2 separate regions of the Homo sapiens genome follow, and region 2 is linked to region 1. A link is an interaction called in ENCODE POLR2A ChIA-PET data of the cell type or tissue named here. Cell type or tissue: B cell. All regions are shown on one strand. Links, peaks and the distances in the headings refer to the core of each region. The heading gives the core; the rest is flanking DNA.

The links. Peaks named below come from ENCODE experiments on the same cell type or tissue, not always from the same donor. Only the 100,000 strongest peaks of a DNase experiment are listed, where the experiment ranks them.
Region 2: POLR2A ChIA-PET joins it to region 1 with 5 read pairs; 5 of 35 experiments call an interaction of 5 or more read pairs at or near these places.

The regions. Positions count from the first base shown.
Region 1 is chr2:44,170,945-44,178,883 of GRCh38, forward strand. All of the region lies in intron 1 of PPM1B (protein phosphatase, Mg2+/Mn2+ dependent 1B), which reads left to right. Among named protein-coding and RNA genes, the nearest start is that of PPM1B, 6.0 kb to the left of the region's middle. In B cell, for the core only: no CTCF peak of the experiment used is centred there; no DNase peak of the experiment used is centred there; H3K27ac peaks cover 1,772 bases.
Region 2 is chr2:44,334,843-44,342,781 of GRCh38, forward strand. PREPL (prolyl endopeptidase like) reads right to left here. Exons shown (of 14, transcript NM_001171613.2): 5 at 7,575-7,710; 6 at 4,305-4,521; 7 at 3,509-3,694. Among named protein-coding and RNA genes, the nearest start is that of PREPL, 23 kb to the right of the region's middle. In B cell, for the core only: no CTCF peak of the experiment used is centred there; no DNase peak of the experiment used is centred there.

The DNA of each region.
Region 1 (7,939 bases), core at 2,671-5,170:
TGTCTTTTTTTTTGTCTTAATGGTTGTTGTGTTTTCGCCTCTTCATTTGTTTTTGCTCTCATGAAGTCTTACAACAGTTTCTGCAGTGGTTCTTTTTGTTGCTGTATATTAGCACGAGTATTTTTATTTGAGCTTTCATACTGTAAGATTTCCCCAGTTTCTAGTACATTATCCTCTGGATTTGTTGAAGTGATTGTTCTCTTTGAAGTGACCAGCAGAGCTTTCAACACCGTTTTCTTACACTGGGTGTCTGATTTCTGTGAAGACTCTAGGAATAGGTGAAAGGCCTTTCAATTTAGTCATGTCAGTAAATACTGTTTTATGTTAGTAATTCACCTAATTACTAAATTCCTTAAGATTACATCATCTGAAGGAATAGTGTAGTGTCCAAGTAACTGTGCTTCTAAGAACAGCTGATTCACAGGTTGACAGGGTCAGAAAAAGTGGCTCTTGTTGAAAGTTATCTTTTCTATAACAAACATTTTTTATGGAATCTTTTGAATTAAAATATGATGCTGATTATGTCTTGGCAGTCTTGGAAGCTTAGAATTGGCCACGGTATCACTTAGTGATTGTGGTGATTCATTAAAAAGAGGCTATATAGGCCAGGTGCGGTGGCTCATGCCTGTAATCTCAGCACTTTGGGAGGCTGAGGCGTGTGGATCACTTGAGGTTAGGAGTTCATGACCAGCCTGGCCAACATGGTGAAACACCATCTCTACTGAAAATACAAAAATTAGCCAGGTGCGGTGGCGCGTGCTTGTAATCCCAGCTACTCAGGAGGATGAGGCAGGAGAATCACTTGGACTCACGAGGTGGAGGTTGCAGTGAGCCGAGATTGTGCCACTGCACTCTAGCCTGGGTGCCAGAGTAAGACTCTGTCTCAAAAAAAAAAAAAAAAAAAAAAAGCTGTATTTCATGAATATTTTTATATGTAACTATTTTAAAGTATTTTGTGACATTACCTAGCATAGAAAGTAGTTAAGTAGTATAATTCTAACTCTCGCTTTTAAAAATGCAACATACAGTATTTTATATTTTCTGTGAAATATGCCTTTCACAATTCACTGATTTTAGTAAAAATTAGCAAACAAATAACTGGTGGCATCAGAATAATAAAAGTTTGTTTAATCCAAAATTATAATAGCAAAATTTATTCAAGTAATAGCATAAAATGTGAAATCATGATTATGGTAAGATAATTTTCAGGAGTATGATATTCCTGAATTTTCAGTTATTCTTCACACTGTACCTGATTTCTTTTTGTTTTTCCCTTGCTGAATTAATTTCAGAATTGGAATGAAATGGAATACTGCTATTATATTAGCAGCTTTAAAGTTTTATTGTAAAATGTATCGTATATTAGCAGAATTGATGGTTAAGTGTACTGACATTTCACTATGCTATACTCAAACATTGATGGTGAAATAGAGTTTTGGGAACTATTTAATTTTTGTAGTTTGTAGTTGGCTGTCATAAAATTTGCAGAATGACAGAACTGATCATCAGCTTCTAGTGGCTGATCTAACAAGAACAGGTGAAGAAAAAGGTACATGAGCTTCATAATGTGTATTTTTTCTTTGTTTTTGTTGGTGTTTACTTACATCAATACATTGAGTTAAAAAAATGGGTTTTCATCTTTTGGATTAATTTAAGTATGCTAAAGCCATTTTAGAATCTTTACAAGTAAAATGTTTCTAGGCCGGGCACAGTGGCTCACTCCTGTCCCAACATTTTGGGAGGCTGAGGCAGATGGATTGTTTGAGACCAGCCTGGGCAACATAGCAAGACCCTGTCTCTACAAAAAATAAAGTTAGCTGGGCTTGGTGGTGTGTGCACCTGTAGTTAGCTGCTTGGGAGGCTGAGGTGGGAGGATCGCTTGAGCCAGGGAGGTCAAAGCTGCAGCGAGCTGTGATTGCACCAGTTTGCTCCAGCCTGGATGACAGAGTGAAACCACGCCTCTATTTTTTAAAAAATTCTGATGTGACTTAATCTCTTTGTGTCCATTTGATTTGAGATGATTGACACTTTTGAACATTTCCATCCATATTCCTTTTCTTAAAGACTACCTAGAAGACTAACAAGCGTGGCCAGGCGTGGTGGCTCACGCCCATAATCCCAGCACTTTGGGAAGCCAAGGCAGGCAGATCACTTGAGAACAGCCTGGCCTGGCCAACGTGGTAAAACCCAGTCCCTACTAAAAATACAGAATTTAGCCAGGTGTACTGGCCGGCCAAAAAAGACTAACAGACCAGATACTGGAATCAGCGTTATGGTGAAAAGAACCCTTTACTAAATTCTTGATGATGTTACAAAATTTTCCAAAAGTGTAATCTATATAGTGTATTTATTTCTCAGAGTATTTAAAGATTTTGAGATTTAGTTTTTAGTAACATATAACATCCTAGGAAACATAAATACTGTACAATAACTTATATACTTTTTTTCTTTTTAGTTTTCTTTTTTCATTTCTTTTTTGCCCCTCGAGATCTCATACTTCGTAGTTTTCCTTCAAATTACAGGGTGCTTTATTTCTCCCCTTTGGTTTAACTTTAATAACAACCATAAACACTTTACTTCTGAATTAATGGTAAACCATGACACAGAAGAGTGCTTAAATACATTTTTTTCTTTTTGTTTTACTATAACTAATCACATCTACAATATCTTGTTATTGCTTGGCATAACATATACCTTTTATAATAATACTCTTCATGGCCGGGCACAGTGGCTCATGCCTGTAATCCCAGTACTTTGGGAGCCCGAGGTTGGTGAATCACTTGAGGTCAGGAGTTCGAGACTAGCCTGGCCAACATGATGAAACCCTGTCTTTACCAAAAAATACAAAAATTAGCCGGGTGTGGTGGCACATGCCTGTAGTCCCAGCTACCCCGGAGGCTGTGGTGGAGAATTGCTTGTACCCGAGAGGTGAAGGTTGTAGTAAGCCAAGATCACGCCACTGCACTCCAGATTGGGCGAAAGAGTGAGACCCTGTCTCGAAACAAAAATAATAATACTCTTTGTAATAACTTGTTTAACCTCAAGAACCTTGTAGCTTAATCAATTGTAGTATTTTAATTTGTTAGTTCATATATTATACATTTGACATGGTTTATAACATTTAAAACACACTTTACTAATTTAAAACTTTTGATTTATCACACAGTTTAATATTAACTTGTAAATATAAAATGGATTCAAACTTTTCTCTTGGAGAATGTTTAAGTATCATCAGTATTCTATTTTTTAGCTTTAAATTGATTCATTTCTTGAAAATTAAAAATCTTAAAGTTTAGAAACATAACACTTCTTGGAAAATTGTTTTGCATCCTTGTGAACAAAAGAAGATCCAGTTAAATCCGATCTCATACTTAGAGGAGACAGACAAACTTTGGAAGCCATGTATTGACTATTAAGGAACTTGTCTTTCTCTTAGAGATGGTACCAATTACTGGTAGTGATATAGGGAGGATAAGACTTGTCTCTAGGATTGCTGTGATTATTGTCTACGTAGAATGGCCTTCACTTCAGAATCAGTTGTGAATGAAAAGTACATTTGTGTGCTAGAAATAGGAAAAAACCTTGTCTTTTATAGAAAACTTTTAAAATGCAGTTATGTTATCAGGTAGATTCAAACGTATAATATACAAGAAAATAAAACAAATGAATAAGTGTTGTTTGCCAGAGAAGAAGCAGTTCTGATCAATAATATGTAGAGTAATTTGTAAGAGTTTGAAGGCTTGCGAAGCGCTTTTAAGCCTGAGAGTAATGTCAACTCATTTTTAAATCTAATCGCATTTTATTTTCTTGATTGTAGGTATCAAGAGCACTCCTCGCATTGAAAAGGGCTGGTTACTGGATGTTCTTATGAGTAGGAGAATCTAGAAGTGTCAGCATGGGTGTTTAACCTATTTGGGCAGTGTTTTTCCTTTTCCTTGTTCTGACTAAAGCATTTATCTCTGAGGTGGGGAAATGGCATTTTCTGTTGAACACAGGTGGCCTTTCTTAGTCCCTTAAAAAGAGGACATGACTGGGCCTGGTGGCTCACGCCTATAATCCTAGCACTTTGGGAGGCCGAGGTGGGCGGATTGTCTGAGCTCAGGAGTTCGAGACCAGCCTGGCAGCACGGTGAAACCCCATCTCTACTAAAATACAGAAAATTAGCTGGGTGTGGCGGCATGTGCCTGTAATCCTAGCTACTCAGGAGGCTGAGACAGGAGAATCGCTTGAACCCAGGAGGTGGAGGTTCAACCCAGCTGAAATCGCGCCACTGCATTCCAGCCTGGGCAAAAGTGAGACTCCGTCTCAAAAAAAACAAAAGTGGGGGTGGGGGAACATAATTAATTCAAAGCACTCCAAATGTTAAGATTATATAGGAGATTTTGTTGAGCTTTGGGAGGCTTTCTGCTTTTATTTACTCTGAGCTACCAACCCACTGAGAAGTAAAGAATTCAGAACAGTCTAATAGTATTTAGTCTGTAACCCTCCAGCCAATTCTTATGTTCACTGAGTGCCTTCTGTGTGCAAAGGCCCCCATTTCATGCCAGTATCTGAACAAAACAGACAAAATCCCAAATCCTTGTCGTTGACGATCTTGCATTCTGTTAACCAGCAACTCACAGTTTACATTACAGCTGAACTCCTTATGTGGCTGGCTTAAAAACTTGAGTGGAAGATTTGGGGTGTGTGTGTTTTGTACACTAAACTTAAAAGCTGTGATTAGAGCTTTACTATTTTTAACAAAAGGAAAGGAAGAGGTTTTCTGTAATTGGATAAAAACTAGACTGAAAAGAGGAAAGAGGAAATATTGTTGTGCCTTAGAGAAAGACATTGGTTTGAGATTTTTTTTTTTTTTTTTTGAGACGGAGTCTCACTCTGTCACCCAGGCTGGAGTGCAGTGGTATGATCTCGGCTCACTGCAACCTCCGCCTCCCAGGTTCAGACAATTCTCCTGCCTCAGTCTCCCGAGTAGCTGGGATCACAGGCATGCACCACCACACCTGGCTAATTTTTGTACTTTTAGTAGAGATGGGGTTTCACTATGTTGGTCATGCTGGTCTGGAACTCCTGACCTCATGATCCACCTGCCTCGGCCTCCCCAAGTGCTGGGATTACAGGCGTGAGTCACCATGCCCTGCCTGGTTTAAGATTAAAAGATGACCCAAAGAGAGAAAAAGAGATCCCTGCATTAGACAGACATGAGGGAAATTTGGGGCCTTCAGGTGTTTCCATTTACTGTACATCCTTGGATAGATGAGTTCCTGGAAAGGAGGATGGGAGTAAAGGTGGAACAATAGGAGAAGGGTGAACAGGATTTTTTAAGTCTGATTTAAATAATTGGGATATACCTATAAAATATATGTTGTCATTTATGTTTAAAAAGCTTTCTGTTCTTACGTGAGTATAGCTGAAGGATTAGTGGTTGACCAATAGTGCCTGGTACTGATTTGTAATGGCTACTTTTGTGCTCTTAGCAAAGATGGCTAATGGAGCCAATTTGTCTCTTGGTTTATTGTGCACAACTTGGTCTATATATTTATCACTGCTTCTCCTTCCATAGCTTTGTTGTATTACTTAACGTCGTGCCTTTGTTTTTTCTGCATGTGAGATGGGCGTATTGCACTTAGATGTGTGAAGCAGGTGCTTAATTTTTGCTTTCTGTTCTTTCTATTGCTTTCCTACTGAACCAGTTTGGTAAAGAGGCCTCTTCTTCAGTTTATACAAACATTGCAAACTTAAGCATAAAAGATCTTTCATCTTTTTGTTCTTATTTTAATGCTTGGTGGTCTTGTGCTTTCATTTATGAGTCAGTTTCATTTGATCTTCATTGCTAAAGTGAATCAAGATTGATTTTTTTAATTTTAAAGCAAATCAACCAACTGGCTGGGGTGCAGTGGTGCAATCTCGGCTCATTGCAGCCGCCACCTCCCAGTTCAAGCGATTCTCCTGCCTCAGCCTCCCAAGTAGCTGGGATTACAGGCCTGCGGCACCACGCCCAGCTAATTTTGTATTTTTCGTAGAGACGGGGTTTCACCATGTTGGCCAAGCTGGTCTCAAACTCCTGACCTCAGGTGATCTGCCCGCCTCAGCCTTCCAAAGTGCTGGGATTACAGGCATGAGCCACCGTGCCCGGCCTAGTTTCATTTTTAATGTATTTTTGTAATTCTGTTACTTTATCAAAATGCTGATATGCAAGAGAACTTGAAATTTTGGAATATATTAAATTTAGTACTGTAATTCAGACCAGATTCATTAAGTTGTTCAACATTTGGCCATCTATCTTAGATTTAAAAATAACCAAAAACAACCTTACTTGAATTTAAAAAAATTATCTCTTGTAACTGGTTTTGTTTATATAATCTAACATTTTATTAAGTCTTTGGTGGTTGCTAGTCCTAAACTTAAGGAAATTGAGTTTGTTTCTATTCATCTGTTCTGGAGTGTTTGGAATTGCAATGTGAAAGTGAAATAACCTTTTTTTTTTTTTTTTTGAGACGGAGTTTTGCTCTTGTTGCCCAGGCTGGAGTGTAGTGGCATGATCTCGGCTCACTGCAGCCTCCGCCTTCAGGTTTTAAGTAATTCTCCTGTCTCAGCCTCGTGAGTAGCTGAGATTACAGGCACGTGCCACCACGCTCAGCTAATTTTTGTATTTTTAGTAGAGACAGGGGTCTCACCATGTTGGCCAGGCTGGTCTCGAACTCCTGACCTCAAGATCTGCCCGCCTCGGCCTCCCAAAGTGCTGGGATTACAGACATGAGCCACCGCGCCCGGCCTACATGTATGTATTTCTAAATAGCATATAGTACTGTTTTAAGAGGTGTATGTACATGACCATATACAGAATTTTTTTTTTTTTTACAATTTGTTCTTGTCACTTAATATTTTTGCAGTTCTTTTTTTGTTCTAGTCCCTTTTTTCCATAGTATTGCATATATATTGCATAGTATTCCATTGTATGATTAGAACAGTTCTTTTTTTTTTTTTTTTTTTAATAAGACAGTCCGGCTCTGTTGCTCAGGCAAGAGTGCAGTGGCTCAATCTTGGCTCACTGCAGCCTTGCCCTCCCAGGCTCCAGTGATCCTCCCACCTCAGCCTCCCAAATACCTGGAACTACAGGCGTGCACCAACACATCTGGCTAATTTTTGTGTTTTTTTTGTAGAGATGAGGTTTCACCATGCTGCCCAGGCTGGCCTCTAATCCCTGAGCTCAAGTGATCCACCTCCTTTGGCCTCCTAAAGTGTTGTGATTACAGGCGTGAGCCACCACAGGCAGCTAGAACACATTTTGTCTAGTCTTTTTTGGAAGGACATTTGGATTATTTTTGTAATTTTAATCAATGGTCTAAAACCATTTACATGCCATATATATATGCGAGAATTTCTCTAGGGAGTAAAATGGCTGAACTGTAGGCCATCCTTATCTTATAGCCCTAACTAGATATTTCCAAAATTCTCTCCAATGTTGCTATACTAATTTATACTCCTACCAGTGGTGTATTTTATATATGTATATATATATATATATATATATTTTTTTTTTTAGACAGAGTTTCGCTCTTGTCACCCAGGCTGGAGTGCAATGATGCAATCTTGGCTCATTGCAACCTCCACTTCCTGGGTTCAAGCGATACTCCTGTTTCAGCCTCCTGAAGTAGCTGGGATTACAGGCACCTGCCACCACACCCAGCTAATTTTTTTGTATTTTTAGTAGAGATGGGGTTTCACCATGTTGGCCAGGGTGGTCTGAACTCCTGACCTCAGGTGATCCTCCCGCCATGGCCTCCCAAAGTGCTGGGATTACAGGCATGAGCCACCATGCCCAGCCAAAAGTTTCTGTTGTTTTAATTTAGTGCTGTCCTATATAAATGTAAGGTAATTTAAATTTTTCTAGTAGCCACATTAATAAAAAAGACATAGGCAAAGTTAATTTTAGTAATGT
Region 2 (7,939 bases), core at 3,098-5,597, 160 kb after region 1:
GTGCTGGGATTACAGGCTGAGATTGAATTTAAAAAGATCTTTTAATCAAGTGCCCACCAGGCAGAGATACTGCATAAAGAAATATTTTATAATGCACTCACGCTATGGTTAAAGATTTTGTCTTTCGTGTATGGATGGCACTGTCTATGTATATTAATTAATATTATTCAGGCTCATAAAAAGGGTCTGATCTATAAAATTCTCTTTATTATATACCAGGTACTAACCAGAAAGATCAAGAAGTATTTAATTCCACTTGATGATGACTAGAACATTATAAAAGTCGTAATAGGTACTATCATTTGGGAAGGGTCAGAAAATGAAGAGATAGAAGATACAGAATAAATTAAAGACATAATGTTTGTTCCAGTGGAATTTAAAACCATGGAAACTGGGGCATATCTTTAAAATAAGAATACTTACAAAAAATATAAAAGGTCATATTTACTTAGAAGTCAAATCATATAGCAGAGTAAACTCCACATGACATTTCTAACTTTCCTGACATAGAATTTTGTTCTAACAAGTGCATTGCTAGAAATTACATATTCTCTCCCATTCTTATTCATACAGACTGAAATAATAATAGATGCTCCACCAGTTTCCCAACTGAAGATGTCTAAATTTGGCACCAGTTAACATGTAAATGGTTAGCCATAGGCAGAAGATTGAAAACTGGACCCCTTCCTTACACCATATATACAAATCAACTCAAGATGAATTAAAGACTTAAATGTAAAACCTAAGACTATAAAAACCCTTGAAGAAAACCTAGGAAATATAATTCTACAGAAAGGCAAAGATTTTATGACAAAGATGCCAAAAGCAATTGCAACAAAAACAAAAATCAGCAACTGGAAACTAAAGAGTTCCTGCACAGCAAAATAAACTATCAACAGAGTAAATAGACAACCTACAGAATGGGAGAAAATATTTACAAACTATGCATCTGACAAAGATCTAGTATCCAGAATTTATAAGGAACTTATATTAACAAGCAAAACAAACAAAAACAGAAAAAAACCCCAACACCATAAAAAAGTGGGCAAAGGACATGAACAGATATTTTTAAAAGAAGACATACATGCAGCCAACAAGCATATGAAAAAAATGCTCAACATCACTAACCATTAGAGGAATGCAAATCTAAACCACAACGAGATACCATCTCACATCAGTTAGAATGACTGTAGTTAAAAAGTCAAAATATAACAGATGCTGGTGAGGCTGTAGAAAAAAGGGAAAGCTTATACACTGCTAGTGGAAATGTAAGTTCAGCCACTGTGGAAAGCAGTTTGGGAATTTCTCAAAGAATGTAAAACAGAACTACTATTTGACTCAGCAATCCCATTATTGGATATATAACCAAAGGAATACAAATCGCTCTACCATAAAGACACATGCACACATTATGTTCATCACAATAGCAAAGACATGGAATCAACCTAAATGTCCATCAATGATAGACTGGATACAGAAAATGTGGTACATATATACCATAGAATACTACACAGCCATAAAAAAGAGATAATGTTCTTTGCAGCAACATGGATGAAGCTGGAGGCCATTATCCTAAGCAAGCCAACAGAGGAACAGAAAATCAAACACCCCATGTTCTCACTTATAAGTGGGAGCTAAACATTGTGTCCACATGGACACAAGGAAGAGAATAACAGACACTGGGGCCTACCTGAGGGTTGAAGGAGGGTGAGGATTGAAAAACTACCTATTGGGTACTATACTTATTACCTGGGTGACAAAATAATACGTATATCAAACCCCTGTGGCAGACAATTTATCTATTAAACCAACCTGCACATGTACCCCTGAAAGTAAAAGTTAAAAAAAAAGAAATGCTATCTAAAATAATAATATTAAAATTTTTAAAATTAGCAAGTGAAAAGAAATACTTTGCACTCCAGCAGATGAAGACAATAAGGACATCCCTCCAAGTCAGTCACCATTTTGGTTTTAGGACACTTACATAGTGTTCTAAGAGACTGGACATTACATTTGATCTTTTGATTTTAGGGAGTAGCTGGAGATTTCAGTTATTTCAGGCCCTTGTTATTTCTTATTTATACCAATAAAACAATCTCAAAACTAGCTTCCTGCCCCTTACTTCTTTTTGGTTTAGTGTATCCTAATATGGCTGCCACTCCTCAAACCATTCCCCTGCTCAAAAACTTCAAATGTTACCTTTCATAATTAATAAATTCCTCATATTGACACTCACAAAAAGTCAAATCATGACTTCATCCCCCAGAAATGTATAGCGCTTTAATAAAACAGAATAATTAACAGTTTCCTGAACATTTTCTGAATGTCAGAGCATACAGCTTCATTTGATGGCTTTCTCATCTTGGAATACCATCCCCTCTCCACCTGTCAAAATCCTATCTCTCTTCTCTGGTTTATTTCACATTCAACCAACTTTACCAAAAGCTTTCCTGGGCCTTCTTCTCTAGTTTGAGCCCCACAGCACATTTTATGTTTTTGATACTACTTATTCAAATCCATGATACACTTAACCTTTATGTACTAGTTTAATCTTGTGATTAACTATATCTTCCTTAAGGCTAGGATATTCTGCTTTAACAGCTTTCGATTCTATAATGCCCGATACAGTATTGTGCACATGAAAGTTCAATAAAAAGCCACTGAATTGACTGAAATTGCATTTTTACAGGAGTTTTAAGAATATTGGAGTTAGGGAGGTATAAATGGTCTATGCTGTTTGCTCATCAACTGGCTCAGTAACTCTTTTCATATCAAACAAAATGGAAGCCATCCTCTTCCCTTCAGTGCCTACTACCTCAACTCACATGTTAATGCTGCTTTAAAACTAGGCAATAAGGTTGTCATTCACCAATTTTAGGAAGTTCACTTGTGAAGGCAGGTTATCTTTCCTGGTAGCCACAAGCAGTATCAACTAGTCAGCTTGCCAAGCAGTCTTGCCACTATTAGCCTTCTGTGCTGCTGTGGAGACCACTGCTACTCCTACACTGAAAGAAACCAAAGTTTGTTCCCTGCATCCCCTGCGGATAAGAAAACTGGCAGACAGAAGATGATGCAGACAAAAGCATGTAGTGGCTAAAAACACAGTGGATACCACTACTGTCCCTGTTGGGGATGTGGGATGGGGGAACAGCAGTCAGTGTTTAGGCACTAGCTACCAACTTTGGCCTGAGTTTTTACTATATCTCAAGTTGCAGAGATATGTGAGGTAGAGAGATATACAGAAAGAGAAATATTAGCACTCAACTCTACTTGTGAAGTCCATGCCATAAGACACTATCTTAAGTAAAACTGCATAAAAAGCAAGATCCTCTAAGTAATTCTAAGATAACCCTCCTAAACCCAAGAGTGACTTTGCTAAATTCCATTTAAGTTACATTCCTTTCAAGAAAAAGAACACTGCTGCCACTATTCAAAATGTGATGTTCTGTTAAGCTAAACTGCATAAATATTTTGATTAACAGTATTAACTTCTGAAAATTAAACATACCTTTAGAGACCGAACTGAATCATCAGCCAGACCAATCACATTAACATAAAGGAGATTGCTGTGCTTCAGAAATAGAACACAGTGATCCTTAAACATGTCCAAGTCTATCACTTTTGTATTTCTCTTCATTGTAAAAAATAAATCCCAATTCATAATTGCAGGGGTATCAGCCGCTGTTCTCATTAGCTACGTGGAACAAAGTTAGAAGACATATAGGTAAGAAAACACGAAGGCTGCAGCATCCAGAGATGCAATCACTGAGAACTAGACCATACTAGTCCTCACTGTTTTATGAAGAGCTGAAGGAACTAACGCTGCATCAGGGATAAAGTGTGACCATCAACCATATGAATGAGTCCTGACTAGCCTGCTGGGTGGTGAGACAGTATATCCAGTGCTTAGCCAACCACTGGACATTTGAGTGAGGGCACTGACAGCTAGCTGACTACAGATACATCAGTGAGCTTAGCTGATATCAGCAGAAGAACTGCCTAGCTGAGATCAATCCAAATTGCCAACTCATAAAATCACGAGTTTGTAAGTTTGCTCTTTTAAGCTACTAAGTTTGATTTTGTTAACATAAACTCAGGACAGAATATGTTTTATTTACTAACTTTTTAGGCACAATTAAAATATGTAGAGGCATTAGCTCTAAGGGAAAAGAAATGGGATTGGTTATACATAGGAAGGTGGCATCAATTTATAAAACAATGAGCTCTTGGAGCAAGAAATGTTGTTGATCGAAGTGTGACACTTCTTAACAGCCCAAATAGGAACAACGAGCATCCAGGATTACCTTAAATTCTGTAGGTTCTCCAACATTAGTGAGAATGTATAATTCATCATCTCTGTGTTCAACATAGTAAAGGACCCCATGTATTCGCTTCTGGATAAGTACTGGTGGGTCCCAAGGGCTCAGGCCATCTATCAACCACACTTCAGAAGTAGTCTTGTTCATAATATTTATGGTGAGGAAACGACTGTCTTTTGTAAGATAAAGGAAAACAAAGTAGCTAGAGAGAGAGAGAGAGACATGAGATCACAGTTTATTTCAGATGCATGCTACCTTGTTAAGGACAGTATCTCAGAGGTGGTCAGTATACATGTTGATTTATAATGCAGATAGGAAATTAAAATAATTCCTTAGTGAATATCACTTGTAACTTTAACAATTAGCTATTATTTTTCTCATTTTCTCCTAAAGGGCATTCAAAATAATTTACTTCTAACATTTTATCATAAATGTTTTTCAAAAATACAGAAAAGTTGAAAAAACCATCTTGATTCCATCATTGCTAACATTTTGCTACATTTACTTTATTACATATCTATGCACCTATTAATCCATCTTTATTTGGATGCATTTCAAGGTAAACTACAAACGTCATTTCTCAATCACATGAGTAGATAACATAGCTTTTTGCTGAGAAGAGGAAATAAACTTTCTATAGGAGACACAAATAGGGAATAAAAGGGACACGGAGTTATTTTTATTTTCTTCTTTCTCTGCATGCATTTTGGATTTTTTTTTCCTTTCTCCCAGTTTTTACAACAAAATAGAATAGGAAGAAAACCCCTCACAATCTTACTAACGTAACACATTTAAAACATTAACATAGCTATTTTACTTTTTAAATTTTTCCTTCTAAGTTATATTTATATTTCATGTGTGTCTTTAAATAGATGTAATTATAGATACAATTTTTGATTCTGTATTTCTTACTTCATATATCAATTTTCTCCCTACATGAGTTGAAAGTCTTTGTGATTATTATTTTTAAAGGCTACCTAATATTATAACAGGTTTAATGGCTACCTAATATATCATAATTCTTAAAAATTTAGATTTTAATGTTTCATTATAATAAACAATATAACAAGAAACATATTCATGAAGATATTTTCCCCTTCCATGATCTTCACAATTATTTTCCCAAGACAAATTTTTAGAAATGGAAATACTAATTTAATAAGTGTATTTTTATGACTTGATGAATATAATCAAATAATATCCTAGAAGCACTATACTAACATAATGAGTGGCTTTAAATGTTATATTTATATTTTTCCTTATTATAAAAGTAATTTATACTGAAACTACTGAAAAACGTAAAGAATCCCAATGCCCCCAAATAACAACTGCTTATAGTTTGGTAAAATTTCTTCTGTATTGGATCACATTACCATGTTTATTTGTCAATCGTTATTTCTTTTGTGAAATGTGTGTCTATTTTAAACTTTGAATGTAGCTTAAATTATTAGTATGTAAATAGCTCTTTAAAAATTAAGAATATTGGCTGGGCACAGTGGCTCACAACTGTAATCCCAGCACTCTGGGAGGCCAAAGCTGGCAGATCACCTGAGATCAGGAGTTCAAGACCACCCTGGCCAACATGGTGAAACCCCGTCTCCACAAAAAATACAAAAATTAGCCAGGCATGGTGGCAGGTGCCTGTAATCCCAGCTACTTGGGAGGCTGAGGTAGAAGAATCACTTGAACCTGGGACGCAGAGGTTGCAGTGAGCTGAGATTGCGCCACTGCACTCCAGTCTGGGTGACAGAGTGAGACTCTGTTTCAAAAAAAAAAAAAAAAAATTAAGAACATTAACTTGTCTTTTTGTTGAAAACACTTTCCTCCATTTTGTTACCTAGATTTTAACTATTTACAATAGTTTTTGTGGTTTTTGACTTGAGTTTAATATTTTACGTAATCGAGACTGCTACTACCCTTTGTAATTTCTTATATTGATTTTATGTTTCAAAAATATTCCAACCAAGCTGACTAAAAAGCTTATATTTTCATCTTATTAAAAAATTATTTTTCTCAATGGGTTCTTTAAATCTCTTAGGAATGTATGCTGACATATACAATGATGAAAATTATTTTTTCCCAAATAGTATTTCCCATTGCATTATAAAATAACACCGATTCATTTTTCATTAGTTTGTGATGCCTTTTATCATATAAATTTTCACATAGACTAGGATCTATGTTTTAGAGTTATTCTAAGCTCTATTATTTGTCTATCAATTTGTATTATTTTTACTGTTATTGCTTTATATGCTTTAATATATAATTGTAGGGCAAGTCCCCTACCCTACTTTGCTCTTTATTTTCAACACTTTCTTCGCTGTTTTTATATATTTTTGTTTGCTTAGTTTGGTGATGACAAATTAAAAATAAACTACTTGACCAAATAGTTGTTAGATATGTGGTTACAGGAAGTGAGAACACAAGTGGCTCTAGGGTAAAATGTGTCTAAGAGAATATACGAAATATAAAGAACTAGACATTAATCTTTTTTTCCAATTATTTCTATCGACAATTATTTTTAAATTTAAAATGTATTATAAAAATAATAATGCTTATTACAAAAAGAAAAAAAGAAAAGTAAAAAAAAAACCATTGTTAGTACTTTGGGTGTATTTCCTTTCAATCTTTTAAAAATGCATCTTTTTTCCTTGATACCCAATTGAAACCATAGCATATATTTAATTTTTTCACCTAGCACAATAATACATTTTTGAGTTAGTTTTAATTTATAATTTAGTAGCAACACATACTTTAAATTCTTCTATATATTACTAAGAATTTAATGGTTAAAAGGTACTCAACAATCATCAGGAACAAGGGGTTTTAGTTTGAAAGAGAGATACCTATCTAAGTATATACCATTTATTTAAGCAATAGATACTGACTAAATAGCACTATACAAACCTGGCACCCTGCTTATCAATTAAGATGCAAAGGTGAAACAGACTCAGTCTGTTCACAATCTAGCAGTTCTAGGTCATCTTTATGAATTTACATGAATGAACTATGTTGTAATTCACAAAATCAATTTCAGTTTTTAATAAAATATTAGTGATATATCTGTATTTACTCTGATTTTGAATATTACCAGACTCCAATTTTGAATACAAACAACTAATAAAAGAATGATCGTTTTAGCCTTATTATTCCTGGTTCCAACCAAAATAAACGTTTTAAGTCAACCAAAGTCAGTACTTTAAATAACTGGAGGAAGGTTCTGGAGAGAAAGATTTAATTATATTATTCTAGTACCTTGGGTCTTTTTCTGTGTAAAAGCGTTCATTACGTTTGTTATCACCAAAAGTGGCTCGATATACGTCATGACAGCGAAGGTTCCTCTGGAAGGTGTAGAATAAAACATCTTCATCTTCCTCGTCCTTTACCCATTCTGAAAGAAAATAATGAGATAATTATACATAATCACCTACACTCCATTAAAAAAAAAAAAAAAGCACAGCACATTCTAATTTTGAATGCCAGTGAGAACATGTGCAAGTTTATCCCTGGAAATCTAAATATTTGACTGTATCTAATCTGTGCTGTATATAAGCCAGAGAGCTTTCCTGAGAATAAACCACTACTACACCATTCCAAGGTTTCAAGTAGTTATCAGTCTC